Regions from separate parts of the Homo sapiens genome. Here region 2 is linked to region 1. A link is a loop called in an ENCODE intact Hi-C map of the cell type or tissue named here. Cell type or tissue: OCI-LY7. All regions are shown on one strand. Each heading gives the region's core, and the rest is flanking DNA. Links, peaks and the distances in the headings are about the cores only.

Evidence for each region. Peaks named below come from ENCODE experiments on the same cell type or tissue, not always from the same donor. Only the 100,000 strongest peaks of a DNase experiment are listed, where the experiment ranks them.
Region 2: it touches region 1 in a loop (1.9-fold over the local background); 6 of 110 quality-filtered maps call a loop at or near these places.

What each region holds. Positions count from the first base shown.
Region 1 is chr1:28,067,572-28,082,551 of GRCh38, reverse strand. The region is part of intron 1 of EYA3 (EYA transcriptional coactivator and phosphatase 3); the gene reads left to right. Among named protein-coding and RNA genes, the nearest start is that of EYA3, 14 kb to the left of the region's middle. In OCI-LY7, for the core only: no CTCF peak of the experiment used is centred there; a DNase peak (open chromatin) is centred at 6,474; H3K4me3 peaks cover 2,625 bases; H3K27ac peaks cover 5,000 bases.
Region 2 is chr1:27,864,250-27,879,229 of GRCh38, reverse strand. It overlaps THEMIS2 (thymocyte selection associated family member 2), which reads right to left and starts at 6,686. Exons shown (of 6, transcript NM_001105556.3): 1 at 6,565-6,686; 2 at 2,502-2,642. The coding sequence starts at 6,658. RefSeq lists a silencer at 6,569-6,838, an enhancer at 9,512-9,561 and a cis regulatory region at 11,596-12,117. In OCI-LY7, for the core only: no CTCF peak of the experiment used is centred there; DNase peaks (open chromatin) are centred at 3,849 and 5,732; H3K4me3 peaks cover 865 bases; H3K27ac peaks cover 2,246 bases.

The DNA of each region.
Region 1 (14,980 bases), core at 3,902-8,901:
TTAGGGCTATCATGTTTAGAGTAGTATATTTAAATTAGTGATTTTATTTTTACTTTAGAAAAGATGAGGGGAACTTTCACAAACAAATTACTTTCTAAATGAGAAGATGCAAATAATAGTCATTTAGAATATTATTGATCATATTAAGATGATTCTTTTGTTCCTTTATTAAGCCCAAATAAAAAAATTTAATCAAATATCTGGGGGAAGGAGATTATTTTATATAAGTTGAGGTGCACCTTAATGCAGGAGTCTTGTACTCAGATAATGATATTATTTTTCTGAATATTTTGAAAACAGTCGAGAATCGTAGAATCTGGTTTACAGAAAAAGTATAAATATTTCTGGTAAGAAGTGACATTTGATTAGGAATACTAATTTTAATTCTCATGTTAACTCTTATTAATTGAGACATTAAGTATACTGTTTTTTTATAGTAGCTTTTGTCCTTTTTCCACTTGGTGGGAAAGTATTGTTATGGAGCTGAACAGAGTAAGCTTTGCTATGATGATAATACTTGTTGATATTTAGAATGTTCTTTACTTTTAGTTAAACATTTAATTTTTGATTCAAAGCAATTCCCTTTTAAATTGCTTCTGCAATTTAATTTAATTTAATGGCTTCCACATTCAAAGCAATGTGGGTCTGATAATCAGTGTATTTAAACATTTCAATAGTTTTCTTTCACCTGAAATTTAATATTGTAGCAATTACTGAATTTAGGAAAATTGGTAGGTAGTTGCTATCAGCACCGTTACTACGGGAATACATTAGAATGATTAGCTTTTAGGTGAAATTGAATTTTTTCTTTAGTTTCCATAGTGACTGAAAACGATTTAGGTCAGCTTCACCTGTTGTGCCCCTCCCCCTTTTCAAAATAAGAGGAACATTTAATTTAGCACAATGATGTTAATTTTTTCCTAGTAGATTGATGAAATGAATGTGATAATCTCACTCTCTTTACCAAAAGAATAATCCAATATATACATGTATGAATTTTGGGGGAATATTTCAGACTTTAGAGAACATTATAGGATAAAAAATAGTACCTAAATATCTTATAAAAATCAGTGTTTTATTACATCACTGAATTTTTCTCTTTTAAATTTAAAAATGTCAAATTTAGGAAACATCTGTGATAATTTAAAGAATAATTTTTGAAATCTGCTTTTGCTTTTCACCAGGTGTTCTTCTGCTATAGGTTAGGAAGCAGTAGTTAGGCAACACTAATGAATAATATTCTTGAGAGTGAGAACTAGAGCTTCACAAAGAGAATAGGCCATCTCTCATATTTAGTGGGGCATTTAATAGGTAGATAAACTGAAAATTTTTGCTTTCATTTCTATGTATTTTTTGTTAGTATGTATTTATTTACTGTAGGTACCTCACATTCTGTGCAAAAAAAAATTTTTGGAAGTAACTCAGTGGTTTCCTTTATCTTTTTTGTTCTCTTTCAGAGGCTTGCTTATATAAAACTACAATTTAGAGAACCATCGGCCGGGCGCAGTGGCTCATGCCTGTAATCCCAGCACTTTGGGAGGCCGAGGCGGGAGGATCACCTGAGAGGCAGGAGTTCAAGACCAGCCTAGCCAACATGGTGAAACCCCGTCTCTACCAAAAAAAAAAATACAAAATTAGCCAGGCATGGTGGCAGGCGCCTATAATCCCAGCTACTTGGGAGGCTGAGGCAGGAGAATCGCTTAAACCCAGGAGGCGGAGGTTGCAGTGAGCCGAGACCACGCTATTGCACTCCAGCCTGGGCAACAAGAGCGAAACTCCGTCTCAAAACAAACAAACAAAAAAGAGAACCATCAAACTCTGAATGTTGTTTCCTCTGTAGTATGAAGTGGTTATTTTCTTCCCTTTTTGACTGGCCATTTTTTTTTTTTTTCTGATAAAGTGGCTTTTAAACTTTTCTGATCATGACCCACTATAAAATACATTTTACATTGCTATCCAGTACTCAGACACATATATGTACATATTAATATTTGAAATCGAAACAGAAGTTTCTTGAAACAGTATCTTTACTACTGGTGATGCATTGTAATATTAATATTTTCTATTCTATTTTGTTTGTTTGTTTGTTTTTTGAGACAGGATCTCACCCTGTATCACCTGGGCTGAAGCGTAGTGACGCTATCACGGCTCACTGCAGCCTCGACCTCCTGGGCTCAGGTGATCCTCCTGCCTCAGCCTCCCAAGCAGCTGAGACTACAGGTGTGTGCCACCATGCCTCACTAATTTTTTTTGTTTGTTTGTTTTGTGTTTTATAGATGCGGTTTCACTGTATTGCCCAGGCTGGTCTTGAACTCCTGGGCTCAAGTGATCCTCCTGCCTCAGCCTCCCAAAGTGCTGGAATTATAGGTGTGAGCCACTGTGCCTGGCCTCTATTTGTTTTATTGTTTTTAATTTAAAACAAACTGCTGGTTTCCATTCACTAAGTTGATATCAGTGCCGTTACTACGGGAATACATTAGAATGATTAGCTTTTAGGTGAAATTGAATTTTTTCTTTAGTTTCCGTAGTTAATGCAATGTACCTGCAGTTTGCAAAATTTTAGTGACTGCTAGATCTTTCCCCTAATATTGTCTTTTTGTAATGGAAAATGTTTAGGTTTGGGGCCAGGTGTGGTGGCTCATGCCTGTAATCCCAGCACTTTGGGAGGCTGAAGTAGGAGGATCACTTAAGCCCAGGAGTTCAAGACTAGCCTGGGCAACATAGCGAGACCCTGTCTCTACCAAAAAAAAAAAAAAGAAAATGTTTAGGTTTGCTAGTTTTTTTCTCTGCAATGTACGTGGATGGATTCTGTAAAACTTAACCTAAATAGCTGCAGAACAATCATTGAGAGAGGGAGGTCCTGTTGCCCTGATTACCATTACTGTCATCCCTGTTCTTTACCATTTCTAGGCACATTATTTTAAAAACTTATTTTGGAATCGTGAGGTTGAAAATGCTCGGTTGTATGCTGAGCTTCTATCGTTAGAATCCTTTGCTAGTTTCCATCTAACAGTCCAAAGTTTAGGTCCTTTCAGTTGGTTTTCACAAACCTTGCTTCTGTTCTTGGCAACTAGTCAAAAGGTTACAAAGCTGCTTTATTCTGCTCTCTTCTGGCCCAAGTCCAGTCTTTGTAAACCAAAAAAAGAGGACTGAGGAATGAAGCAGTTTGCTCATGTGTATATGGTCAGGTGAAATAACATGACTGAAGAGTAATTAGGGTTTGCGACAGTGGATTACATTTATGTATTGTCCCAATTCGTTTCCTGTAATCACAAAGGGGGAAAGGGCGTAGAAATATCAACAGTTCCTTGCCTATCCTAGCTGGTAGAGTGAAACAGGGTCAGCAGACATACTCTACTATTTTTATACCACTACCTGCTCTTAACACTTAGTGAGCACTTACTATGTGCCAGGCACTATTTAAAGCACTTCACTTGTGTTAACTCATACTCATACTTGGGAGGCCTGGGGAAAAAAAATGAGAATGGTAAAGGATAAAGAAGAAGACTTGCCATCTTCTCGTATGTTCTCATTACTTGGCTTAAGAATTCTGGCTGTTGATGACTATAGTATGGCATATCATACATTTTAAGCTCAGTCAGCTTTTAAATATCACCAGTCCTGTCTGCATTGTTCCATTATGAGACACATAGCTGTGGTTTGAGAACTCAGGCTTTGAAGCTAGCCTGCCTGGGCTCGAATACCAGGTTGGTGACTTACTATGTGTATAGCATTGGGGAAGTTACTCTCTGTGCCTTAGTTTTCTCATCTGTAAAATGGTGATAATAACAAATAGCTTCTATTTTATAGACTTATTGAAAGATTAAAATAATTAATGTATTACCTGGGCATGGTGGTGCATGCCTATAATCCCAGCTACTCAGGAGGCTGAGGCATAAAAATTGCTAAACCTGGGAGGTGGAGGTTGCAGTGAGCTGAGATCATGCCACTGCGCTTCAGCCTGGGTAACAGAGCGAGACTGTCTCAATTAAAGAAAAGAAGAAGAAAAAGAAATAGTTAATATATTAAAAGTACTTAGAACGGTACCTGACCCATAAGAAGCATTCCATAAATGTTTGCTATTAATAGTATCAACTCACAGTTGGAGCTCCTGAGAGTGTTTGTGACTATGATGAGTTCTGTATATTTGCTGAGTAACAGGGCATGATTGACATTTAATGTTATATTGCTCAGGAGCTTGAAAATATCTTGTCTTGAGGACCTGTAGGGAAAGTTCTTGTGTAGCGTGTTGGATTTAAAGCTAAAGGTTATCAAGGCTACAGGCCCAACTTTTAAAATCTCTCTTAGGAACCACTTGTTATTTGGGCCGTAATCTTAATAGTTTTAATGGTTTGCTATTTGGGAAAACTTAAGTGGAGCTAGTTAGTGAATTGACTTTCATTCAAGACCAGATTTCTTTCCTTTTTATCTTTGGTGTAAGATATTTATTTATTTTATTTTTCTTTAACAAACACTTATATTATCCTGTCTGATGGAGTTTTGAAGGGGTAAATAAATTTGGAGAAATAAAACATTAATAAAAAAACTGAACCTAGATTTTACAGTTCTTCTAACAGCTAAAGACATAGATTTCAAAAGACTTAGTTCTGTTAGTATAGTGTATAGTCAGTGTTATCCAAACACTGATAAGCTGATATATAGGACTGATGTATAGATGAGATATATAGGTATGTAGAATGTTAGAGAATTGATGACATAGGGTACAACTTTGTATAACTGGAAGCAGCACATTTATAGAATATTCATGTTGTGATTCTCAGAAATTTTAACTGCACAGATTAAAGAAGGATGAAGATAAAGTTTTAGAGTCTTTGAGTCTGGATCTTCAAACAGATTTTTTAAAAAATTTCTTTTATCATATTCTTATTCTTTTTGATTTCTTGTTTTTTTTTCATGTCACTTGTTAACACCCACTACAAACAGAGAAATTCTTATGCTGACAAGTTACTAAAATTGGAGAGAGATCCAAGGAGTGTTGGAAGAAATATAGAAGAACCATTGTACTGTTATTAAGCTCACTTTGACATAGCTAATTCAGGTTAACCTCCTCCTTCTTAATACTTTTTACTATGGTTTTGAAATTTTTCCTTTGGAACACATCTTCCTGTTTCATTAGGAACTTGTTGGGGAAGCACGGTGGCTCATGCCTATAATCCCAGCACTTTGGGAAGCTGAGGCAGGCGGATCACCTGAGGTCAGGAGTTCGAGGCCAGCCTGGCCAACCTGGTGAAACCCCGTCTCTACTGAAAATACAAAAAACTTAGCTGGGTATGGTCATGCACACCTGTAATCCCAGCTACTCAGGAGGCTGAGGCAGGAGAATCGCTTGAATCCAGGAGGCGGAGGTTGCAGTGAGCCGAGATTGCGCCACTGTACTCCAGCCTGGGTGACAGAATAAGACTGTCTCAAAAAAAAAAAAAAAAAAAGATTGTTTTGTAAACAATTTCAAAGGATGATTTTTGTTAAGTAATATTAGAAATTATAAAAACAGACCGGGCGTGGTGGCTTGCACCTGTAATCCCAGCACTTTGGGAGGCTGAGGCGGGTGGATCACCTGAGGTCAGAAGTTCGAGACCAGCCTGACCAACATGGAGAACCCCGTCTCTATTAAAAATATACAAAATTAGCCAGGCGTGGTGGCGCATGCCTGTAATCCCAGCTACTCAGGAGGCTGAGGCAGGATAATCACTTAAACCCTGGAGGCGGAGGTTGAGGTGAGCCGAGATCACGCCATCGCACTCCAGCCTGGGCAATGAGAGCGAAACTCTGTCTCAAAAAAAAAAAAAAAAAAAAGAAATTATAAAAGCAATTATTCTTAGAGAGACATTTTTTTTCTTTTCTTTCTTTCTTTTTTTTTTTTTTTTAGGCAGAGTCTTGTTGTGTCACCCAGGCTGGAGTGCAGTGGTGCGATCTCAGCTCACTGCAACCTCCACCTGGGACTACAGGCATGTGCCACCACACACAGCTAATTTTTGTATTTTTAGTAGAGACAGAGTTTTACCATGTGGGCCAGGCTGGTCTTGAACTCCTGACCTCAAGTAATCCACCCACCTCGGCCTACCAAAGTGCTGGGATTACAGGTGTGAGCCACCACGCCTGGCCGAGATTCTATTTCTGGTAAACTAGTATTTTTTTCTATTAAGAATTTGTTAGAGCCTAAATATATGTATATATTTTAAAAAGCAACTTTCTCAGTAAGTTCTGACAGTGTTTTGTTAAGTGTAAAGTTACTATAAATAGTCCTACAGCTGATAATACTATGATATGTTAGTCATGCCTCCAGAACAAAGTAGCCAGAAGAATTCACCAAATTTACTGCAGTCAGTTGGCTGCACTATTTATTTATGGAAGGTATTGACCAGTATGGTGATGGTTTTTATCTGTCTACAGAAAGTCCCATCAGGGAGGTGTAGGTGGTTGCAGTTTTTCTGGTTACAGAAATGTGATTTGTGCTGTTGCCTAAGTTATGAGAGCTGAAAGACTCTCTTAGGATCACACTAAAGGGAGCCTTAAGAGAGGTTAGCTGAGTGTAGGTCTGCTGGATATTTGTGTCTGCTTTAGCAGGGCTCTGAATACAAAGGATTCTGAGTGGATATGTTAGTAAGTATGTTAGATATTTTTTTAAAGGTATTAAATCAAGAAAGGTGGCTTTCAGCTGATGAGACTTTAATGGATTTCTGAAAGATAGGAAACAGTGAGACCAAATTGTTGGAAAAAATAGGAGAAGAAATCACAGCGAAAAGTATATGTAGAAGTTTCAGAAATGTAGCAGACTCCAGGTAAACAAATATGAAGAACTGAAGGGTACCTGGAATATTTATCAATGGCAGCAATCTGTGAGCATTTATTCAAGAGAAATGGCTGAATCTTGGCAAAAACAGCAAACTTTGTGGCATTTTAATTTGTGCTTTTCCCTCTAGCTCCTCAGTAGCCTTGAAAACCAACAGCCTCCAATCATGGTGAAAACCAGCCACTGGAAGGGATAGATCGAGTTTAGAGTTCTTCAAAACTCCATTCCCAGAGTTGTCATTATTTTACCTAGCTAGTAGTTCCTTGAAAAACCTCATTCACAAGACCATCTGTATTTGACCTGACTTGAAGCTCACTTAGTACAAACAACCTTTCCCCTTGCAGTGTTTATTGAAAACAGTTAAAGGCAGTTGTTGAACAACTTGAGTGCTCACCATCTTGAGTGACAGTGAATAGTTAGATCGAATAATAGGCTAACCAAGAAGCTTAAAAGGAAAAGCTGGGAAATGAGATGTTCATAAGGAAATTTAAGAAGCTCTGGTATATTTCTGGGAATCTAGAAGGCTATGTGCATGTGTAGGGTTGTGTGCTGCATGCTTAGGAAAGAACTAAGAAGGTCCTAAGCTGTCAGTTCTGATTAATCTCTAGACTTTGTGCAAGCAAGAAGTAAAGGCTAAGGAAGGGTTGTAAACTGCTTGGCTGAATGTGAAAGGTATGCCCTAACACATGTAGTTAGGCTGTCAATACACACTGAGTCTTATACTGGTTTTAAGCATTTAAGGAAGTCTCTGCCCAGTCATTAGCTGATCACAAATGAACAGCAGAGACTTTAGTGACCACATATGATAGAAAATTAATATTTTAGATAATTAGTTCAGGAAAGTCACTAAAAGAAACAACAATAAACAGTAACAACAGTAAACAGTAATAACAACAAATACCTGGTAGGGGAAGAATCTGATTTTTCGAGTTGTCACATTACCTTATTTAAAATGTTTAGTTTTCAAGAGACTGTTATTACAAAGCATGCAAAAAACCACTTAAGTATGGTCCACACATAGGAGAGAAAGCAGTAAATTAGAAAATGTTCCCTGAGGAAGCCCAAATGTTAGACTTTAGTATTAGGCAAAGACTTTAAATCAGCCATTTAAAATATGTTCAAAGGGCCTGGTATGGTGGCTTGCACTTACTGAGGAGGGACAATTGCCACTGCACTCCAGCCTGGGTGACAGAGCAAGACCTCATTTCTTTAAAAAAAAAAAAAAAAGAAAGTTCAAAGAACTAAAGAAAACCATGTCTAAATAACTAAAGTAAGGTTTTGTGAACTATATTATATTAGTCCACTTGGTTTGCCCTAACAGAATACTATAGATTGGGTGGCTAAAATAACATGTATTTTCTCACAGTTATGGAAATTGAAAGTCTAAGATCTCTTTTAAATGAGTACTAACTTCTATTTTAGGTATAATTGCTTCTGAATAATTGTATGTTGTATAGTTCTACCTCTAGTGTTTAAGATAGGGTAGAATTCTTCCACCATTTCAATTTAAATAAGGAAAGGGTATCTGAAGGTAGTCACATTTAGAATAAAAATAAGAATTTATACAATTTGACCTTAAGTTATCTATGTAATGGAAAAATTCTTCTGTTATGATGGTAACAGGTAATAGAGCCTACATTTCAATCTCTGTACTCATAAATAAACTGTTGATCCAACTGTTTTTATAGTTTTATCTGCCAGTGTTTCAGATCTCGTTACTAATAAATAAACTATTTATTGTTCCAACTATGTTTATAATTTTGTTAGCCAACATTTCAGATCTCTGTACTCATAAAAAAACTGTGGTCTGTGTTTATAATTTCATTTGTTTGTATTACAGTCATAGAATTTTATGCAGTTTCATATGTGATTTTGTCTAAAAATCTAAGTAGATCCTATTATAACTTTTGAGGTATAATTTACATACATTTAATTCTTTTAAACATACAGTTCTGTAAGTTTTACAGATGCATACAATTTTGTAAAACCACATCGAGATACAGAGGGCCAGGTGCGGTGGCTCACATCTGTAATCCTAGCACTCTGGGAGGCCAAGGCGGGTGGATCACCTGAGGTCAGGAGTTCAAGCCCAGCCTGGTCAACATGGTAAAACCCCATTTCTACTAAAAATACAAAAATTAGGCTGGGTGCAATGGCTCACACCTGTAATCCCAGCACTTTGTGGGGGTGAGACAGTTGGATTACTTGAGGTCAGGAGTTCAGGACCAGCCTGGGCAACACGGTGAAATGCTGTCTCTACTAAAAATACAAAAAAATTAGCCAGGCATGGTGGCACATGCCTGTAATCCCAGCTGCTCGGGAGGCTGAGGTGGGAAGATTGCTTGAATCCAGGAGGTGGTGGTTGCAGTGAGCCAAGATCGCGCCACTGCACTCCTGCCTGGGTGACAGAGGAAGACATCATCTCAAAAAAAAAAAAAAAATTAGCTGGGTGTGGTAGTGCGTGCCTGTAGTCCCAGCTACTTGGGAGGCTGAGGCAGGAGAATTGCATGAACCTGGGAGGTGGAGCTTGCAGTGAGCCAAGATCACGCCACTGCACTCCAGCCTGGGCAACAGAGTGAAACTCTATCTAAAAAAAAAAAAAAAAAAAAAAAATATATATATATATATATATATATAATAGTTTCATCAATCCCAAAAAGGATCCCTTGTGCCTCTTTATAGTCAACCTTTTTTCCCATCCCCAACACTGGCAACCACTAATCTGTTTTCTGTCCTTGTAGTTATGTGATATAAATGGAATTATACAATATGTAGGCTTTTGAGTCTGGCTTTGTCCACTTAGCATAATGCATTTGAGTTTCATCCAGATTGTTCTGTGATTTACTGTACAGTATTCCATTGTATGGGTATACTGCAGTTTGTTTATTCATGTGCCAGTTTGAAGGGCATTTGAGTTGTTTCCAGTCTTTGGCATATATATGAACAAGCTACTGTACACATTTATATACAGGTTTTTATGTGAACATAAGTATTCTTTTCACTTAGGTAGATACCTCGGAATGGGATTGAAGGATTGTATAGTAAGTGTATGTTTACCTTTATAAGGAACTGCCAAACTGTTTTCCATGACTGGCTGAACTGTACCATTTTGCATTCCCACCAGCAGTGTGCAATTTCTAATTGTACATTGTTCTAGTTGTAGAGTTCTTGTTGTTCCACATCCTTGCCAGCATTTGGCCAGTTTTTTTATTTTTATTTTAGACATTCTAGTAAGTGTGTGCTGGTATCATATATACATATATATTCCCACCCTTCCCCCAGGGCTCTCTGTACTAGTCTCTGCTTAGCCTAAACGAAAGGATCTAAATCTACAGAGGCCAACAGTCCCAAACTTTTGGAATCTCCTCTGAATGCAGCTCATTACTGTTTACTAGATTCCAGACTTCATTCAGATTTTACTACTTTTTCTACTAATATCTTTTTTCTACTCAAGGATCCAATTCAGGATACCACTTTGCATTTATATAGTTTAATTTTTATTTCTGGCTGTAACTAACATGTTATTGGTTTATAAGATACTGCTACTAGTTTTGGTTCTGTTTTTTGCAAGACTATTTTTTCAGTTCCTATCTGTCCCAAAATGCTTTATATGTCACATAATTTTTTTGGGGGGAATGAATTCAATTTGTGTGTCATCATTTTGAGTTGCATTCAGAGGAGATTCTTAAAGTTTGGGACTATTGGTCTCTGTAGATTAGATCCTTTCATTTAGGCTAAGCAGAGACTAGTACAGAGGGCCCCTGGGAAAATTGTTTCAATTAAGAGTCTTTATCAAGAAATGATTAAGTTCCTAAATTTTACCCTTATTTACTTTGTTGCTTGAAGTTGGAATTAACAACTTTACTTGGTTAAATTAGCTGAGCTTTTATAGTTTCATTCTGTTTGATCTGTACATTTTTGTAAAGGGTAGTTAAATGGCATATTCAACACTGACATGAACTTTTGATGCAGCAGCCAAAAGTAATTATGATTTCTTTCAGAATATGTCTTTAATACCTGGCATATTTTATCCTGGATTCTATTTCAGTGTTTTTCTTCCAGCTTGAAATATTCTATGAATATGTTTAGAAAGAATTTCAGGGCTCTATTCAAGACAAACAAAAAAGAAATCCCAAAGAAAAATACATGCAAAAAAGTAATTGTTGAGTTAGAAAAGTCACGTTTTTCCAATGAAAAAAATTTCTGATCATTTAGTACCATATTATGATGTGTTTATCAACGTTCTTGATATAGTGCTAAGCACAGTGTTACAAAGTTAAAAATTAAATATTTAGTAAATGATTTATGGAGGAGCATATTACTGTATAACTATTACATGAGAGAAATGCAAAATAGGAACTTCAATCAAAACAGAAAAATATGAGCTCAGTCTTGAGGCATAGTTTACGTAAGATTGTTATTTAAGATAAATTGGAAAGGAGGACTTTTATATATTTCAGGTTTAACTCTAGCAGTAATTTTTTTCCCTAAGCAGAACACATCAAACAGTATGGTGAGGCTAGGCGTAGTGGCTCACGCCTGTAATCCCAACACTTTGGGAGGCTGAGGCAAGCAGATCACTTGAGGTCAGGAATTCGAGACCAGCCTGGCCAACATGGTGAAACCCCATCTCTACTAAAAAATACAAAAATTATCTGGGCGTGGTGGTAGGCGCCTGTAATCCCGGCTACTCCTGAGGCTGAAGTAGGAGAATTGCTTGAACCTGGGAGGCTGAGGTTGCAGTGAGCTAAGAGTGCGCCATTGCACTCCAGCCTGGGTGATAGAGGGAGACTCCATCTCAAAACAAACAAAAAACAGTATAGTGAATGTATGCAGACTTTAAGTGCTGTCTTGCAAATACTAGTGTTGAGTTTGTTAAGGCGTTGGAAAGATCTTGTAAGATTTCTCAAGATCCATGAAGTACCTGGGACTGTCAGTGTTATTGTTACCTGGGTATTTCTTCCACTATATAAATTTAAAGTTTATCCCAGAGTGACAGCAGGAGAATGCTAACTTTGGAATTATGTAACACTTTCATTAGAGAGGCAAACTTGACAATTATTTGGAAAGTTTTTAAGTGTTTTATGTTTATTATTTTTAATGTCTGGAAGCATTTTTTTTTCAGCTGTATGTACAGTTGTGTTCTCTTATCTTATTTACATTTCTTTCTCTTTTTTTTGAGACGGAGTCTCACTCTGTAGCCCAGGCTAGAGTGCAGTGGCATGATCTCGGCTTGCTGCAACCTCTGCCTCCTGGGTTCAAGTGATTCTTCTGCCTCAGCCTCCGGAGTAGCTGGAATTACAGGTGCCCACCACCACGCCTGGCTAATTTTTGTATTTTTAGTAGAGACGGGGGGTTTCACCATGTTGGCCAGGCTGGTCTCGATTTCCTGACCTCAGGTGATCACCTGCTTTGGCCTCCCGAAGTGCTGGGATTACAGGTGTGAGCCACCGCACCCGGCCCCTTACTTAGATTTCTTCATTTCCCACTTTCGTTTTCAGTTTGTCTGTTTCATTCAGTGGTCAGGAGATGGTCAACAAGCCCAAACAGAGAGGTAATAGCAAAACCAAGCAAACAAAAAACATAAACTTTGCTATTTGTATTAGTTTCTTGTGGCTGCCATAACAAATTACCCCAAACAGACTTTGAGGCTTAAAACAACAGAAATTTATTCTTTCACTTCTGGAGGCCAGAAGTCTGAAATCAGGGTGTTGGCAGGACTGAACTTGCTCCAGAGGCTTTAGGGGCAATCATCCCTTGCCTCTCCCAGCTTCTGGTGGCTGCTGACATTCCTTGACCGTAACCCTCCAGTCTCTTCTTCCATTTTCACATTGCCGTCTTCTCTGTATGTGTGTTAAATGTCTGCTTTTCTCTTATAAGGATATTTGTGATGGCGTTTAGGGCCTATGTATAATCTCATCTCAAAATCCTTAATAACATATGCAAAGACTGTTTTTCCAAATAAGTGAACATTCACAGGATCTGGGTATTAGGCTATGGACCCATCTTTGGCTAGAAATCTATTTCATGATAACTGTGTGTATATGTGTTTGGGAAAGGGGATTTCCCCCCTCCTCTCTTCCTCTTCTACCCCCTCTTTCCCTTCCTTCCTTCTCCTCTTCCCTCCCTTTCTCCTTTCCCTCCCACCCTCTTTTTTTTTCTTCTTCTTCTCTCTCTTTTTTTTTTTTTTTTAAATAGATTGGGTCTCTTGCTGTGTTGTCCAGGCTGGTCAACATACCAGATTACCAGATTACTCCTGGGCTCAAGGGATCCTCCTACCTCAGCCGCCCCTTCCCACTTTGACCCCAGCCCCAGTTAAAATTACTTGTTTTGGCCGGCCATGGTGGCTCATGACTGTAATCCCAGCAGTTTGGGAGGCCGAGGTGGGTAGATCACTTGAGCTCAGGAGTTTGAGGCCAGCCTGGGCAACATGGTGAGACTGTCTCTACTAAAATACGAAAAATTAGCCGAGTGTGGTGGCATGTGCCTGTAGTCCCAGCTACTTGGGAGGCTGAGGCAGGAGAATTGCTTGAACCCAGGAGGTGGAGGTTGCAGTGAGCTGAGATTGTGTCACTGCTCTGTTTCAAAAATAAATAAATAAATAAATAAAATTACCTGTTTAATTAACAGTAAGTCAGGCTGGGCACTGTGGCTTAAGCCTGTAATCCCACTTTGGGAGGCCAAGGCGGGCGGATCACTTGAGACCAGGAGTTCGAGACCAGCCTGGCCAACATGGTGAAACCCTGTTTCTACTAAAAATACAAAAATTAGCCAGGCATGGTGGTGGACACCTGTAGTCCCAGCTACTTCAGAGGCTGAGGCATGAGAATCGCTTGAACCCAGGAGGCGGAGGTTGCAGTGACCCAGGATTGTGCCACTGTACTCCAGGCTAGGTGAGATTGTGACACTGTACTCCACCCTGTCTCAAAAAATCAAAAAACAAACAAACAAAAAAACCCAGTAAATCAAAGTCTGTACATTTTAAATTAAGGACTTACGGTTATAAAGAGAAATCAATTTGTTTTTGTGGGTTTTTTTGCTAGCCTGTACAGGGAGTTAATACGTAGCATAAAAAGAATGTCAGGGAGCTCTCTGAGTCTGAATCTTTTCTGATTCTGAGGGCTGCCAGATTCAGAAGTAGCTCTTTGTTCAACTAAGCTCTTTATTCCTCTAAAGAAAAAAAAAAAAGGAATGTTATTTTTGGATTTTTAGGAGGTCCTTAAAGTGCCAATCCATACATTGAAAAAGAAATTTTGAGTTTAAATTTAAAATATTTAAAAACGTTAAGAACATGATGTTATATCATAAGATCAAAGTAATGTAACATAGGATAGAGATGTAATGAAAGAAAAGGAATAAGTAGCCTAAGGTAATAATATTAGGAATGTAATTTTTTTTTTTTTTTTGAGATGGGAGTCTTAACTCTTGTTGCCCAGGCTGGAGTGCGGTGGTGCGATCTTGGCTCACTGCAATCTCCACCTCCCGGGTTCAAGCGATTCTCCTGCCTCAGCCTCCCAAGTAGCTGGGATTACAGGTGCCTACCACCACGCTAATTTTTTTTATTTTTAGTAGAGACGGAGTTTCACCATGTAGGCCAGGCTGGTCTCGAACTCCTGACCTCAGGTGATCCACCTGCCTCAGCCTCCCAAAGTGCTGGGATTACAGGCATAAAGGAATGTAATTTTAAAAGGGAGGGTTTTATGCTCAATTCCACATAAAGAGGACAAAAAACTTCAGACAAGGGAGTTCAGAGTTTTGGATTCCACCACTGTTTCTGCTGCTTACAGGTTCATGAGGCAGTGCCTTCTCTTTTGTTTAATTTCCTCAACTTTAAAATAAGGATTACATTTAATGATCTGTGATACTCTATCCTTTGTAGCATCTTTTGTTATATATTTTCTTGCATTTCCAAGAGAGAATCGTGTCTGTCCAATAGAGTGAAACCAAATGTGAAGTCTCTTCCAATAGCAAATTCTTTAACTATTGGAAGTTCGTTGCTTTTGCTTAGAGCTGTAAAATGAACCAACCCTGAGTTTGTGTACAGTGTCTAAATAACTTCTTAGGAAAGAGATGACACAGCCAGAAAATCAAATGAATCTTTCTGCCTATACTGTTGTCACAAACAGGGTAAGATTTTTTAGGTAAGGCAAGATCACTGTGATTTGAAAT
Region 2 (14,980 bases), core at 1,161-6,160, 200 kb after region 1:
AAACGAACATCCCAGGAGCTGCTGGCCAGAGCCACCTCAGACCACCCACTTTACCCCTGCATCCTGGCTGCCAATAGTGACTGCCCGACTGTCCCTGCACCCCCTCCCTCCAGCCCCCACCCATTCCGCCAGCAGCTGGCCTAAATACCTCGCTTCCAGACATGATACCGCTTTTGGGAAGCAAGCTTTTCCTGCCCCAAACCCACAACCTGAAGCTAATCGAGGAAACACTGCACAAGCTGGGACTGAGGGATATTCTACATAAGTACTGGTCCAGATGCTTCAAAATGTCAATGTCAAGACAAAGGCAGAGGAACTGTTCCAGTCTGAAGGAGAATGAAGAAACAGGACAACTGAATATGATGTGTGATCTAGGACTGGACTCTGGATTGAGGGGAAAAACTGCTATAAAGCATATTATGAGGATAGTTGCTGGAATTCAAATACAGCCCATGGATTAGGCAGTAGTACTGTACCAAAATTAAGTTTCCTGAATTTGATCATTGAACCATGTGAATGAATGTCCTTGTTTTGGGGAGATACTATAATATTTAGGGGTAATATATAGATGTAAAAGGGAACATGTCTGCAATTTACTCTCAAATGGTTCAGAAAAAACACATCCATATATACACATATAGTAATACATTCGTGTGTGTGTATGTATGGAGAGGGAGAGAAACACATGTAACAAATGTTTAACACTTGACGGGGGAAAGAAAAAAGGAAACCTGAGGCCGTTTTTGGCTGGGCACACTGGCTCACGCCTGTAATGCCAACACTTTGGGAGGCCGAGGCAGGAGGATCACATGAACCCAAGAGTTTGAGTGAGACCAGGCTGGAGAACATAGCAAGACCCTGTCTCTACTAAAAATGAAACAAAAAACCCTCACTGGCTCCTCATTGCCTTCGAAATAAAGAACAAACAGTGTCAGCACACCACATAGCCCCCAGGTGGTGTGGCTCCTGCGGCTCCCCACACAACTTGCCCCTAACCTGGAAGCCACACTTTCCCGCATCTGGCAGGCAGTCACATAACAGCCAGTCCTCAGAGTGTGCCTGCTTTGTACCAGGTGCCCCCTCCCCACTTTTTTTTTTTTTTTTTTTGAGAGACAGAGTCTCTCTCTATTGCACAGGCTGCAACCTCCACCTCCCAGGTTCAAGTGATTCTCATGCCTCAGCCTCCTGAATAGCTGGGATTACAGGTGCCCCCCACCACCCCTAGCTAATTTTTGTATTTTTAGCAGAGATGGGGTTTCACCATGTTGGCCGGGCTGGTCTTGAACTCCTGACCTCAGGTGATCCACCCGCCTCAGCCTCCCAAAGAGCTGGGATCACAGGCATGAGCCACCAGCCACTGCACCCAGCCTGTCCCAGGCCCCCTTCTAAGTGCTGTATACATATCAGCTCATTTCATCCTCATATCAAGCCTAATCGCCCTCATTACAGAAGAGGAAACTGAGGCCCAGGGAGGTCCCAGAGAGGCCCAGAGAGGAACCTGCCTAGCTTGCCCAAGGCCACTGGGATTCAATTCCAGGCCACTGGCTTCAGGGTCCAGGCCATGGCCCACCACACTACATGCCTCTTAAAATAATTGAGCTCTGGCCGGGCATGGTGGCTCATGCCTGTAATCCCAGCACTTTGGGAGGCCAAGGCGGGCAGATCACGAGGTCAGGAGATCGAGATCATCCTGGTTAACACGGTGAAACTTTGTCTCTACTAAAAATACAAAAAAAATTAGCTGGGTGTGGTGGCGGGCGCCTGTAGTCCCAGCTACTCGGGAGGCTGAGGCAGTAGAATGGTGGGAACCCGGGAGGCAGAGCTTGCAGTGAGTCCAGATCACGCCACTGCACTCCAGCTTGGGTGACAGAGCGAGACTCCATCTCCAAAAAGTAAAAATAAAAAAAAATAATAAGAATTGAGCTCCTTGGGGTTTCCTGAGCACCAAATGTGCACATGCTACTCCCTGTGGCTGGGATCTTTCTTCTGGTTCAGATGCCACCTCCTCCAAGAAGCCCTCACAGATCCTGAGGCAGGTTACTGTTGCTCAGACCCCTCTCTAAAGCTTATGACTCCTTTTACTGTTGGCCTCCTCTCACTGTCATCCCAGAAGCTCCCCACTGGAGAGGGTGGCACCTGATTCATCCTGACCCCCATACCCACAGCCCGCCACACGGAGCCTGGCACACATGGGTGTCTGCAGATGTTTGGGGAGTGAATGTGTGAGTGAACTCAGAGACAGGCACCTGGACAGGGCTTGGAACAGAGGCAGGTGTGACCAGAGACTGAGAGGGAGAGGGTGCAACCTCTCTGAGTCCAGGGCATTGCCGACCCTCTGAGGACATCCCCACCCTTGAGGCTGGGTTGTGGTGAATGTGAGGGCCTCGGGAGCAAACCCCGAGGGGAGGGAGTGACTGCTGGACGTGGCAAGCCCACGAGCAGCCTGCGGGTGTGCCAGGAGAGTGCCAGGGCACATGGGGAGGCAGAGGTGCCCACCTTACCCTGGAAGTTGGGGGCGAGCTCCATGGTCTGGCTGGTCTTCGGGTTCTCACAGACCACCTTCTGGAGGCGGACCTGGGTGACCTTGATCAGGTCCCCCGTGGAGAGGCAGCACTCATTCCCAGAGATCTCATAGATGGAGCCTGCGGAGACAAGGACTCCATTTCCCCATTGGACAAGGGCCAAGTGCTGGGCAGCCTGTGCCCTGGTGCCCAACAAGCTCTGCTCTGCCATGCCTTTGCACATGGTGCCTGCTGCCTGGCATGCCCTGCTCTGTCGTTCCTGCCTCATGCCCACAGGTTCAGTCGTCCTCAGCTGTCCTTGCCCCTCCTGGCATCGGTGCACCCCGCTGTGGCACACTTCTCTGGCCTTTTTCACATCCCCGTGCCTCCTCCACTGAGTTCACAGGCAGGGCTGATCCATCTCAACATCACTGCAGCCAGCACAGGGCTTGGCCTCTGAGTATGTGGTAAGTCCACAAATCAGTAAATAACCCAGTGAATCCCCCTCTCTGAGCCTGATTTTGTAGCTGTACACTAAGGGAGTTGGGATTCCCTTAGTGTACAGCTACAAAATCAGGCTCAGAGAGGGGTCAGTGGCTCCCTGGAGATCACCCGGAGCCAGGGCCGGTACCCAGCCCTCCTAGCACCCTGGAAAATAGAGGGGCACTGACAGAGTGAGGCCCAATGGGCAAAGTTCTGCTTTCCTGGTTTAAAGTGTGTAAGTGAGGGTTGGGCGCGGTGGCTCACGCCTGTAATCCCAGCACTTTGGGGGGCCAAGGTGGGTGGATCACGAGATCAGGAGATCGAGACCATCCTGGCTAACACAGGGAAACCCCGACTCTACTAAAAATACAAAAAAAATTAGCCAGGCATGGTGGCGGGCACCTGTAGTTCCAGCTACTCGGGAGGCTGAGGCAGGAGAATGGCGTGAACCCGGGAGGCGGAGCTTGCAGTGAGCCGAGATCACGCCACTTCACTCCAGCCTGGGTGACAGAGTGAGACTCCGTCTCAAAAAAAAAATAATAAATAAAAATAAATTAATTAATTAAAGTGTGTAAGTGGTGTCGAGAACACAGAAGTTGCTCAATAAAGATCTCTCACGCACACACGAGTGCACAGTCTCTCCATCCAGCTAATGGAGGACAACAGACTACGTGGCAGGACCTTGAGGCCACCTGAACCCAGCCCCACCCACAGGGCAGCTCCAACATCAGCCCTGAGAAACTGATGAAAACCTCCCCACGTACTGCCAGGAAAATGCCCACCAGTCATAAACCACAGTCTGTTTACAATGTCAGAGCATGGGCCTTCCAGACTGGTGAGAACAGCAGCTGTGGTACTACAGATACCCGGCACTGTGCCAAGGGCTACTGATGCGTCATTGTGTTTAAGACCCATGACTGCTCTTGCGGAGACAGGCAGTTTCAATTTCCTAAATAATGAAACAGCTGGCCAGGAATGGTGGCTCATGCCTGTAATCCCAGCACTTTGGGAGGCCAAGACAGGGGGATCACCTGAGATCAGGAGTTCGAGATCAGCCTGGCCAACATGGTGAAACCCCGTCTCTACTAAAAATACAAAAATTAGCCCAGTGTGGAGGTTGGCACCTGTAATCCCAGCTACTCAGGAGGCTGAGGCAGGAGAATTGCTTGAACCCAGGAGGTGGAGGTTGCAGTGAGCTGAAATCAGGCTACTGCACTCCAGCCTGGGTGACAGAGGGAGACTCCATCTCAAAAAAAAAAAAGAAGAAGAAGAAAAAGAAACAGCCTCTCAGGGGCTGAGTAGGTTGTACATGATGATCAGGTAATAGGAGGCAGAACTGGAAGTTATGGCTGGGTGCGGTGGCTCACGCTTGTAATCCCAACACTTTGGGAGGCTAAAGTGGGAGGACTGCTTGAGGACAGGAATTCAAGACCAGCCTGGGCAACACAGACCTCGTCCTTTTTTTCGAGACAGAGTCTCACTGTCGCCCAGACTGGAGTGCAGTGGTGCAATCATAGCTCACTGCAACCTCAACCTCCCAGGCTCAAGCAATCCTCCCACCTCAGCCTCCTGAGTTGCTGAGACTACAGGCATGCACCATCACACCTGACTAATTTTTTTATTTTGTGTAGAGACACGGTCTCAGTATGTTACCCAGGTTGGTCTTGAACCCCTGAGTTCAAGTGATCCTCCTGCCTCAGCCTCCCAAAGTGCTGGGATTACAAGCATGAGCCACCACACCCTGCAATTTTTTATTTTAAAATTTTTTGTAGACATGATGTCTCACCATGTTGCCAGGGCTGATCTCGAACTCCTAGGCTCAAGCAATCTTCCCACCTCAGCCTCCCAAAGTGTTGAGATTATAAGCATGAGCTATCACACACAACCTATGTTCTATTAAACAAAAAACAGGGCCTGGTGTGGTGGCTCATGCCTGTAATCCTAACACTTTGGGAGGCCGAGGCAGGCAGATCACTTGAGTCCAGGGGTTTGAGACCGGCCTGGGCAAAATGACAAAACCCCATCTTTACAAAAAATACAAAAATTAGCTGGACGTTGTCCTGGTGCGTGCCTGTGGTCCCAGCCTCTCAGGAAGCTGAGGTGGGAGGATCACTTGAGCCCAGGAGGTCGAGGCCGCAGTGAGCTGTATCGTGCCACTGCACTCCAGCCTGGGCAACAGAGCCAGACTCTGTCTCAAAAAAAAAAAAAAAAACCTAGGTTGAACCCAGGGTGTTTGCCTCCAGAGCCAGTGCTCCTAACCAACCACGCAGCCAGCCCCTTCTGAGTGCCCTGTAGACGCCTGCCCCTATTGGCATGGCCATCTGTCCTCCGCACTCACCCCATCCGCACACCCACACCCTGTCAGGGCCTTCTCTAGTCACCATCACTCTGACTTCCACCATTTCCACCATCCCGCGTCAGGCAGGATGAGGAAACAGGTGTTGTAACACCAGCAGGCAAAGGGTGCTGGGAGGACGAAGACGCTTGGTCCTGGGCTGGGGGAAGAGCAAACAGATCCCAGGCGCCTTCCTGCAGAAAGCCCCTGGAGGTAGAGTCAGAATTTGAACCCAGATCTGCCAGATTCCCAAGCAGACCTGGAGAGACCCACTGCGAGGTGGTGGCCCCCTGCGGGACCCTTCATGAGGGACCTCCTTGGTCTAGGACCCCACTTGGGACCTCAAACACTCTGCTGGAAGCTGCTGCGACAGAGCGTTTTTCTGCAGCCAGGGAACAGGATGGGGCAGGGCCTTCAAGCCTCAGTTCGCTCTCTAAGGAAGGAACCCGCACCCCCACACAGCATCTCTCTCCTCCACCTCCATCTCCCCTACTCGGTGGCCCACGGGTCCTCCCTGCCCACAGAGCAGCACTGGCCACCCATCCACTGTGCTGTCTTACCCTGCCCTCCACTGTCTGTTATTCCCTCACCGCTTGCTCCTTCAGGCAATGACTAGTGACTGTGCGCCTGCTGTGTGCCCATCCCTGTGAACCAGGCCGCTGCGGGCAGACGGCAGATGTACGGGGGCGTGCAAGGAGCAGAGAGCCAGGAAGGCTTCCGGGAGGAAGCGCCATTTAAGCTGAGAACTGAAGAGCTGATCAAATCAAGTACTGCCCATGGTCAAACAGAAGGCCAAGGTGGACGCAGGGACTGAAGGAAGGCAGTGTAGAGGAGGGCCGGGGGAGGAGTGGGAGGACACAGACGGGAAGACTGACCCTGCACTTCAGAATCAAGACGCAGCCACGACCACCAGCGGCCTAATGCTGCGTCCCGGCGCGGTCGGAGCTCTGTCCCATGCGCACCGCGGGGCCACCTAGGAGTGGCCCGGCTGCATCCACCTCCCGCGCCTCAACCCACTGACTTTTCATCACTACCCTGCGGGGCAGGTCAGCGGTCCCCGTTCCACGAAAGCAAAAGCCGAGGTCCAAAGAGGTTGAGTGCGGCCCCAAATCACACAGCTTGGCCAGTGGCAGTGTCGGGATTTGAACCCAGGGGCAGTTTCCCCGGATTGCTAACGTCTTCTCCGGGTCTCTGCCCCCGCCCCACACCAAGGGAGTGCTCGGAGGGGTTCCAGCCCCCGCTCACCCTCGAAGTAGACCCCCGAGCAGACCCGCAGCACGCGCGGGAGGGAGGCGGGGTCCAAGGCGCGCACGAAGTCCTGCAGCGGCACCGGCTCCATGGTCCCCGCGGCTCTCTGGGCTCAGACTGAGGGGCGGGCGGGCGGTCCCCGGGAGCCCTGCAGCCCCGCCCCGCCGATGCCCCGCCCCGCACGCCGAAGCCGCCCCGCCAGCCCGCGGGAGCCCTGCAGCCCCGCCCCGCCGAAGCCCCGCCCCCCGCCCCCTGCAGTACCCTATGGGGAAGGGGCGATGATGAAGATGAAGAAGTCCCAGACGCCCCCTCAGCAGTGCTCCCAGTTAGAAAAAGGGGACGCGGCCCGACTTGTTCTGCGTCTCATAGGAGGGACATGCCTCTGCCCTTTGGGTTTGAGGAGGGAGATGTAGTGTCAGGGCTCCCGAATGTCCCTCCAGGACACTCCATGGTCCTCTATCGGAAACCTCCTGGTGAAGGGGATCTCATTACCTCTCCAGAACTCCCATACTCTTTCGATAATTATTGTCTACGTTGGCCTCGAACTCCTGGACTCAAGTGATCCTCCCACCTCGGCCTCCCAAAGTGCTGGGATCACAGGTGTGATCCACCTGTGAGCCACCACGCCGGGCCTCACCAATTCTAGTTAAAAATTCTTCCTAAGGCTAAAGAGAAATCTGCTTAGAAGCCGGACCAACCACTTATCCTGACCCCACAGGCTCGGGATAAGCCTTTTCCATTTCCCTGTCCCTCAGGAGTCAGACCAACATAGGTTCAAATCCCAGGTCTCCTCTTGCTCGTTGTATGACGTTAGGCAAATCACTTTGATTGTGTGAACCTCAGTTTCTTACTCTCTAAAACAGGGAGAAGAGGGCCGGGCGCAATGGCTCACGCCTATAATCCCAGCACTTTGGGAGGCCGAGGCGGGTGGATCACCTGAGGTCAGGAGTTTGAGACCAGACTAACATGGTGAAAACCCGTTTCTACTAAAAATACAAAAAAACCTAGCCAGACGTGGTGGCACACACCTCTAATCCCAGCTACTCGGGAGGCTGAGGCAGGAGAATCGCTTGAACCTGGGAGGCAGAGGTTGCAGTGAGCCGAGATTGTACCATTGCACTCCAGCTTGGGCAACAAGAGCAAAACTCCGTCTCAAAAAACAAAAACAAAAACAAAAAAACAGGGAGAAGAGGCTGGGTGTGGCCTGTAATCCCAGCACTTTGGGAGACTGAGGCAGGAGGATCACTTGAGACCAGGAGTCCTAGACCACCCTGGGCAAACTAGCAAGACCCTGTCTCTTAAAAAAAAGAATAAAATAAAATAAGGCCAGGCGCGGTGGCTCACGCCTATAATCCTAGCACTTTGGGAGGGTGAGGCGGGCAGATCTCCTGAAGTCAGGAGTTCAAGACCAGCCTGGCCAATATGGCAAAACCCTGTCTCTACTAAAAATACAAAAAAATTACTGGGCACAATGACTCACGCCTGTAATCCCAGTACTTTGGGAGGCCAAGTTGGACAGATCACCTGAGGTCAGGAGTTCGAGACCAGCCTGACCAACAGGGAGAAACCCCGGCTCTACTAAAAATACAAAAGTAGCTGGGCGTGGTGGCACGTGCCTGTAATCCTATCTACTCAGGAGGCTGAGGCAGGAGAATCGCTTGAACCCGGGATGTGGAGTTTGCAGTGAGCCGAAATTGCATCATTACACTCCAGCTTGGGTAACAAGAGCAAAACTCTGTCTCAAAAAAAAAAAAAAATTAGCTGGGTGTGGTGGTGCGTGCCTGTAATCCCAGCTACTCGGGAGGCTGAGGCAGGAGAATCGCTTGAACCCGGGGGGGCAGAGGTTGCAGTGAGCCGAGATCACGCCACTTTACTCCAGCCTGGGTAACAGAGCAAGACTCCATCTCAAAAATAAATAAATAAATAAGTAAATAAATAAAATATCCAGGCATGGTGGCATGCACCTGCACTCTCAGCTACTCAGGAGACTGAGGCAGGAGGGTGGCTTGAGCCTGGGAGGTCGAGACTGCAGTGAGCTATGATCATGCCACTGCACTCCAGCCCCAGCCTAGGCAACAGAGTGAGAACCTGTCTCTAAAAAAATAAAAAAATAATAAAATAGGAGAAAGAATTATATCTCAGCAGATTGTGAGGATTGAATAAGATGATATAGGTATTGTGCAAAATGCCATATTTAGTTTTTTTGTCACTATAAAAGTAACAAAAGACTTTTAATCAAAGATAATAACAGAAGTTTAAAATACAATGAATAAATTCTAACTAAAGAACATTTGATTAATAAAAAGCAGGCATTCTTTACCCACCACCCAAAATACTTACACTAACTACTAATATTTTGTTGTGTTTCTTTCTAGTTTTTTTTTTTTTTTTTTTTTTTTTGAGAGGGGTGGGCGGTCTCATTCTGTCACCCAGGCTGGAGTGCAGTGCTGCACACACAGCTCACTGTAGCCCCCAACCTCCTGGGTCAGGCTTCACAAAAGTGAAGGGTCTTGCCTAAGGTTATGCCAAGTGGAGACACTGGGATTTTAACCCGGCTCTGCTAGGCTCCTCCTGCAGGCCAGAGAAAATGACCGTTCTTCACTTCTTTCCCAGGTGCTTAAGCAGATTGTGGAAGTTTGCTGGATTTCTGCTCAGCCCAGTTATGTCTAGAATTTCAGTAGAGGATGGGCTTTGGAGATAGACAGAGCTGGGCTCAAACCCTGGCTCCACTACTTCTTAGCTGTGTGACCTTGGGCAAGTCCCATACCCTCTCTGAGTCTCAGTCTCCTCTCCCTCTTTACAACCAAGGCTGGCAGGAGACAGGTGTTGGTAAAAATGTTAGTGTAACCCAGGCACATGGGGACATGCCCAGTACCCCATATCTACAATCATTACATGATATTGTTCTTTCCCAAGACCTCCTGTGCCTCTGACAAGAGTTCTCATCTTCTTTATTTCTCCCAACACTCTGCATTCTATTTGAGGAAATAAGACACTCAATGGGAACCTGACTTCCTTGCGGTTGCCCGTGTAATGGAGGAACTAAAATCTGAACCGAACCTGCAGGTGGTCACGGCCCAAGCCCTTTTCACTTCCCCAGGTTGGGAGCACCAGCCTGGGGATCTGTCCTTGGCTCCTCAAGAGCTGAATGGGGCAGAGAAAGAAGCTCAGATTCCCACAGTAGGACAGGGGCAGAAAGGAAGTCCCCCCGCCCCCACCAGCTGTGAGGAGGATGCCTCCAGCCACCGGGAACAGAAGTTCCTCATTTCATCAACCCATCTCTGTCAGCTTTTGGACTCTGAAGGTGGATGGCTCAGGACCTCCTTTGGACAGTGCAGGAGGCAGCTGGCCACAGCGGCAGGGTGACAGGATGGGGTCAGACCCGTGCCTGCTGTGTGGCACCACACACTCCGGTATATGATGTGTCACGTGACTTGGTGTTTTTCAGCAACTTGCCAGGCAGGATGTGGGGTCCTCCCTCTCCTCCCGTGTTTCCTCCCACTGTAGAGGAAGGTAAGGGCCTAACACTGACACAGCACTGGGCAGCGGTTGTTAAGGTGTCCTGCCATCCACTTCAACACCCACCGGCGTGGCCCACTCACCCAAAGCGGTGGGAAACATCCCAGCAGCCAGCAGGGTCAAGGGCAGTGTGGCAGGGACAGGGAGAATGCCTGTGCTCTGAGGGCGAGGGATGGAGGCCCAGCACATCCCTGAGCCTGCAGAAGGGCTGGAAGCCCTCCGCATGCTGGCTGGAAGTTACCAGTGTCCCTACCGTGTGATGCTGCCAAGCAGTTTGCCACTCAGTGATACTCCAGGCACCCAGGCTGCCCACCAGAGCAGATACACGCCTGGCCTGTGGGTCCCGAAGTTGTCCTCGAGTTGCTCCCTCACTGGGAGAGCAAGATCCACCAGCTGGCCCAATGGCTTCATGGCGCCCTTCCGCAATGACCACAATACAAAGACGGCACCACAGCAGCCCACAGGTCTCCTGCAGAAATGCTCACAGTTCCCAGGCGCGACGGTGGCAAAAGGGCATGTCTTGTCTTGTAACTGTTTTCTGGATTTTCCAGAACACAGTTTGAGTACTTAAAAGAAATTTTTTTCTTCCAGTCTGGAGCCTTGTCTTATTTTTAATTTTTAAATGTTTTTTAGAGACAGGGTCTGGCTATTTTGCCCCCTCTGCCCTTGAATTACTTTCATATTAACAAAAACAACATGAACAGACCCTGCATGGCCCCTCTGAGACAACTGTGGAGATCATGGGGGAGGGGTTCTCCCCCCAGTGCAGGTTTTCACAGGAGTAAAATAGGTCACTTTCGGGAAAAGATGCTCAGCATATCTTTTTTTTTTTTTTTTTGAGATGGAGTCTCGCTCTTGTCACCCAGGCTGGAGTGCACTGGTGTGATCTTGGCTCACTGCAACCTCCGCCTCCTGGGTTCAAGTGATTCTTCTGCCTCAGCCTCTCGAGTAGCTGGGATTACAGACGTGCCCACCACGCCCAGCTAATTTTTTTGTATTTTTACTAGAGACAGGGTTTCGCCATGTTGGGAAGGCTGGTCTCGAACTCCTGACCTCAGGTGATCCACCTGCCTCGGCCTCCCAAAATGCTGGGATTACAGGCGTAAGCCACTGCACCCGGCCAATGCTCAGCATATCTTTAAGGAGGCAGGCGTGTCTGCTTGTAAAGCCTCAGAGGGCTGGCTCATGCTCCTGTGTGGTGGAAAATTAGTTCGACTCCCCTCTTGGCTTTTTTCTTTTGTTTTCTTTTTTTTCGAGATGGAGTTTCACTCTTGTTGCCCAGGCTGGAGTGCAATGGTGCGATCTTGGCTCACTGCAACCTCCGCCTCCCAGGTTCAAGCAATTTTCCTGCCTCAGCCTCCCGAGTAGCTGGGATTACAGGCATGAGCCACCATGCCTGGCTAATTCTGTATTTTTAGTAGAGATGGGGTTTCTCTGTGTTGGTCAGGCTGGTCTTGAACTTCCAACCTCAGGTGATCCACCCGCCTCGGCCTCCCAAAGTGCTTGGATTACAGGCATGAGCCACCACACCAGCGCAAAACCCTTAATTAAAAGAAATTAAGGAGTGTGTAAGCAGAAACTCAGTTGTATGTAAGAAAACCCAGTTCCCCCGAGGAAGAGAAAGAGCTGGAGTCCTTTAAAAATTAACTGCCTGTGTTTCTGTGGCTAGTGAGTCTTATCTGTCCCTTTCCCAGACATTGTGACAACCCTGTTTCTCTAGATGTGCAGCTGCAAGGTCACTAGGCAGATAAACTCAAGTCACAAAACGTGTTTTTCCTTGAAAAATAAGAAATGATGTAATACGTGTCTCAATTGATTAAATAACTGCCTTTGTTTCTCGCTTCTGTAGTATGCTTCCGCCTGCACAGTTCTCCCCCCGCCCCACGAAATGCTTAAAAGGTAACTTAACTCTTTGTTCAAGGCTCAGTCCTTTGCATGTTAATCTGACTGGGCCGGTGCACCTAAATAATTAACAAATATCCTCCTGAACCCCATAGATCTCTCTGATTCCTTATAAATCCAGCAACACTGTCACCCAGGCTGGAGTGCAGTAGTGCAATCACGGCTCACTGCAGCCTCAACCTCCCAGGCTTAAGCAATCCTCCCACCTAAGCCTGGTGCATGCCACCATGCCCAGCTAATTTTTTTTTTTTTTTTTTTTAATTTGAGACAGAGTCTCACTCTGTCGCCCAGGCTGGAGTGCAGTGGCGCGATCTCGGCTCACTGCAAGCTCTGCCTCCTGGGTTCACGCCATTCTCCTGCCTCAGCCTCCTGAGTAGCTGGGACTACAGGCGCCTGTCACCACGCCCGGCTAATTTTTTGTGTTTTTTAGTAGAGATGGGGTTTCACCGTGTTAGCCAGGATGGTCTCGATCTCCTGACCTCGTGATCCACCCACTGCGGCCTCCCAAAGTGCTGGGATTACAGGCATGAGCCACCATGCCCGGCCCATGCCCAGCTAATTTTTAAACCTTTTTTTATAGAGAAGGAATTTTGCTATGTTGCCCAGGCTGGTCTTGAACTCCTGGGCTCCAACAATCCTCCAGCCTCAACCTCCCAAAGTGCTGGGATTACAGGCATGAACCACCATGCCCGGCCCATACAATGAATATTATTCAGCCTTAAAAAGGTATAAAACTATGACACACGCCACAATATGGAGGAAACTTCTGGACATTACGCTCAGTGAAATAGGCCCATCACGAAACGACAAACACTGTATGATTCCACTCAGATGAGGAACCTAGAGTCGTGAAATTCATAGAAAGTCAAAGGGAGGCCTGGTGCAGTGGCTCACGCCTGTAATCTCAACACTTTGGGAGGCTGAGGCGGGTGGATCACCTGAGGTCAGGGGTTCAAGACCAGCCTGGTCAACATGGTGAAACCCGGTCTCTACTAAAAATACAAAAATTAGCTGGGCATGGTAGCGGGTGCCTGTAATCTCAGCTACTTGGGAGGCTGAGGCAGGAGAATCTCTTGAACCTGGGAGGCAGAGGTCGCAGTGGGCTGAGATCAAGCCACTTCACTCCAGCCCAGGCGACAGAGCAAAACTCCGTCTCAGCAAAACAAAAAAAGAAGAAAGTCAAAGGGTGGCTTTTCCCCAGCCACTGGGGGAACGGGGAATTTGGGAGTTGTTGTTTAATGGGTGAAGAGTTTCAGTTTTGCAAGATGCAAATGTCCTAGAGATTGGTTGTTTGCACAATGTGAACATACTTAACACGACTGAATTATACACTTAAAAATGATTAAGGGCCAGGCGCGGTGGCTCAAACCTGTAATCCCAGCACTTTGGGAGGCCGAGGCAGGGGGATCACGAGGTCAGGAGATCGAGACCATCCTGGCTAACACATGAAACCCCATCTCTACTAAAAATACAAAAAAATTAGCTGGGCATGGTGGCGGGCGCCTGTAGTCCCAGCTACTCGGGAGGCTGAGGCAGGAGAACGGCATGAGCCCGGGGGGCGGAGCTTGCAGTGAGCCAAGATCAAGCCACTGCACTCCAGTCTGGGCAACAGAGCGAGACTCCGTCTCAAAAAAAAAAAAAAAAAAAAAAGATTAAGGGCACATTTCTCAAGGTCTCCTGAGGACTGTGTCATGAATTTTTTTTTAACTGTTAAGATGGCAATTTTTTTTTTTTTGAGACAGTCTTGCTCTGTCACCCAGGCTGGAGTGCAGTGATGCGATCTCGGCTCACTGCTACCTCTGCCTCCCGTGTTCAAGCAATCCTCCTGCCTCAGCCACCTGAGTAGCTGGGATTACAGGTACCCGCCACTATGCCCAGCTACTTTGTGTATTTCTAGTAGAGACGGGGTCTTGCCATGTTGGCCAGGCTGGTCTTGAATTCCTAACCTCAGGTGATCTGCCTGCCTCGGCCTCCCAAAGTGCTGGGATTACAGGGGTGAACCACCACACCCGGCCAAGATGGTTAATTTTATGTTACGTGTATTTTACCACATTTTTTTTTAAAGACTGCTTCTAACCCTAAACCCAAAGTGTAGCATTGTTTATTCTTCAGCAGTGGTCTGGCTGGTATTGAGTTCCCGGTTGAAACAATGTTCCCCGCAAATTTGGAAGCATTGGTTCCATGGTTTTGCAGTCCTTTTTTTTTTTTTTGGAGACGGAGTTTTACTGTTGTTGCCCAGGCTGGAGTGCAGTGGTACTATCTCCGCTCACCACCACCTCCGCCTCCCGGATTCAAGCAATTCTACTGCCTCAGCCTCCCGAGTAGCTGGGATTACAGGCATGCACCACCACACCTGGCTAATTTTGTATTTCTAGTAGAGACGGGGTTTCTCCATGTTGGTCAGGCTGGTCTTGAACTCCTGACCTCAGGTGATCCGCTTGCCTCAGTCTCCGAAAATGCTGAGATTACAGGTATGAGCCACCACGCCCGGCCCAGAGTTGAATCTTCACACATGCAGAGGCAATGGGAAGGCCTGGGACTCTGGGAAGGGGAGCTGTAACTGGCTGGCTCATTAAGTTCACAGCAACCCTGAAATGCGGGTTTATCTGGTTCTTTCCATTTTATATATAGGAAAAAACTGCACCTAGAGAGGTTAAACTGTGTGCCCGAAGTCCCCCAGCCAGGAAAAGACTGAACCAGGGTTTAGTCAGGGTGGAACCCCACACCCACAGTGCTCCTCAGAAGAGGAAGGCCTGGGGAAGTTCCCTTTCTCATGGGGCCTCTGGAGCCCTCCCCATACGAACTCCCTGCTTGTATCTCCTTGCTGCTCTTACTTGCCCTAAGGGTTTGAGAATTTTGTTGAAACATGACTTCAGTTTGGTGGCCCCACTGTGTCACTGGGTTCAAGGTTGAGGCCATGTGGGTAGCACAGATGAAGGGACAGCCTCTGGATTTTGGTTGCTCCTTCTAGCTGGGAGGAAGAGGAGGGTGT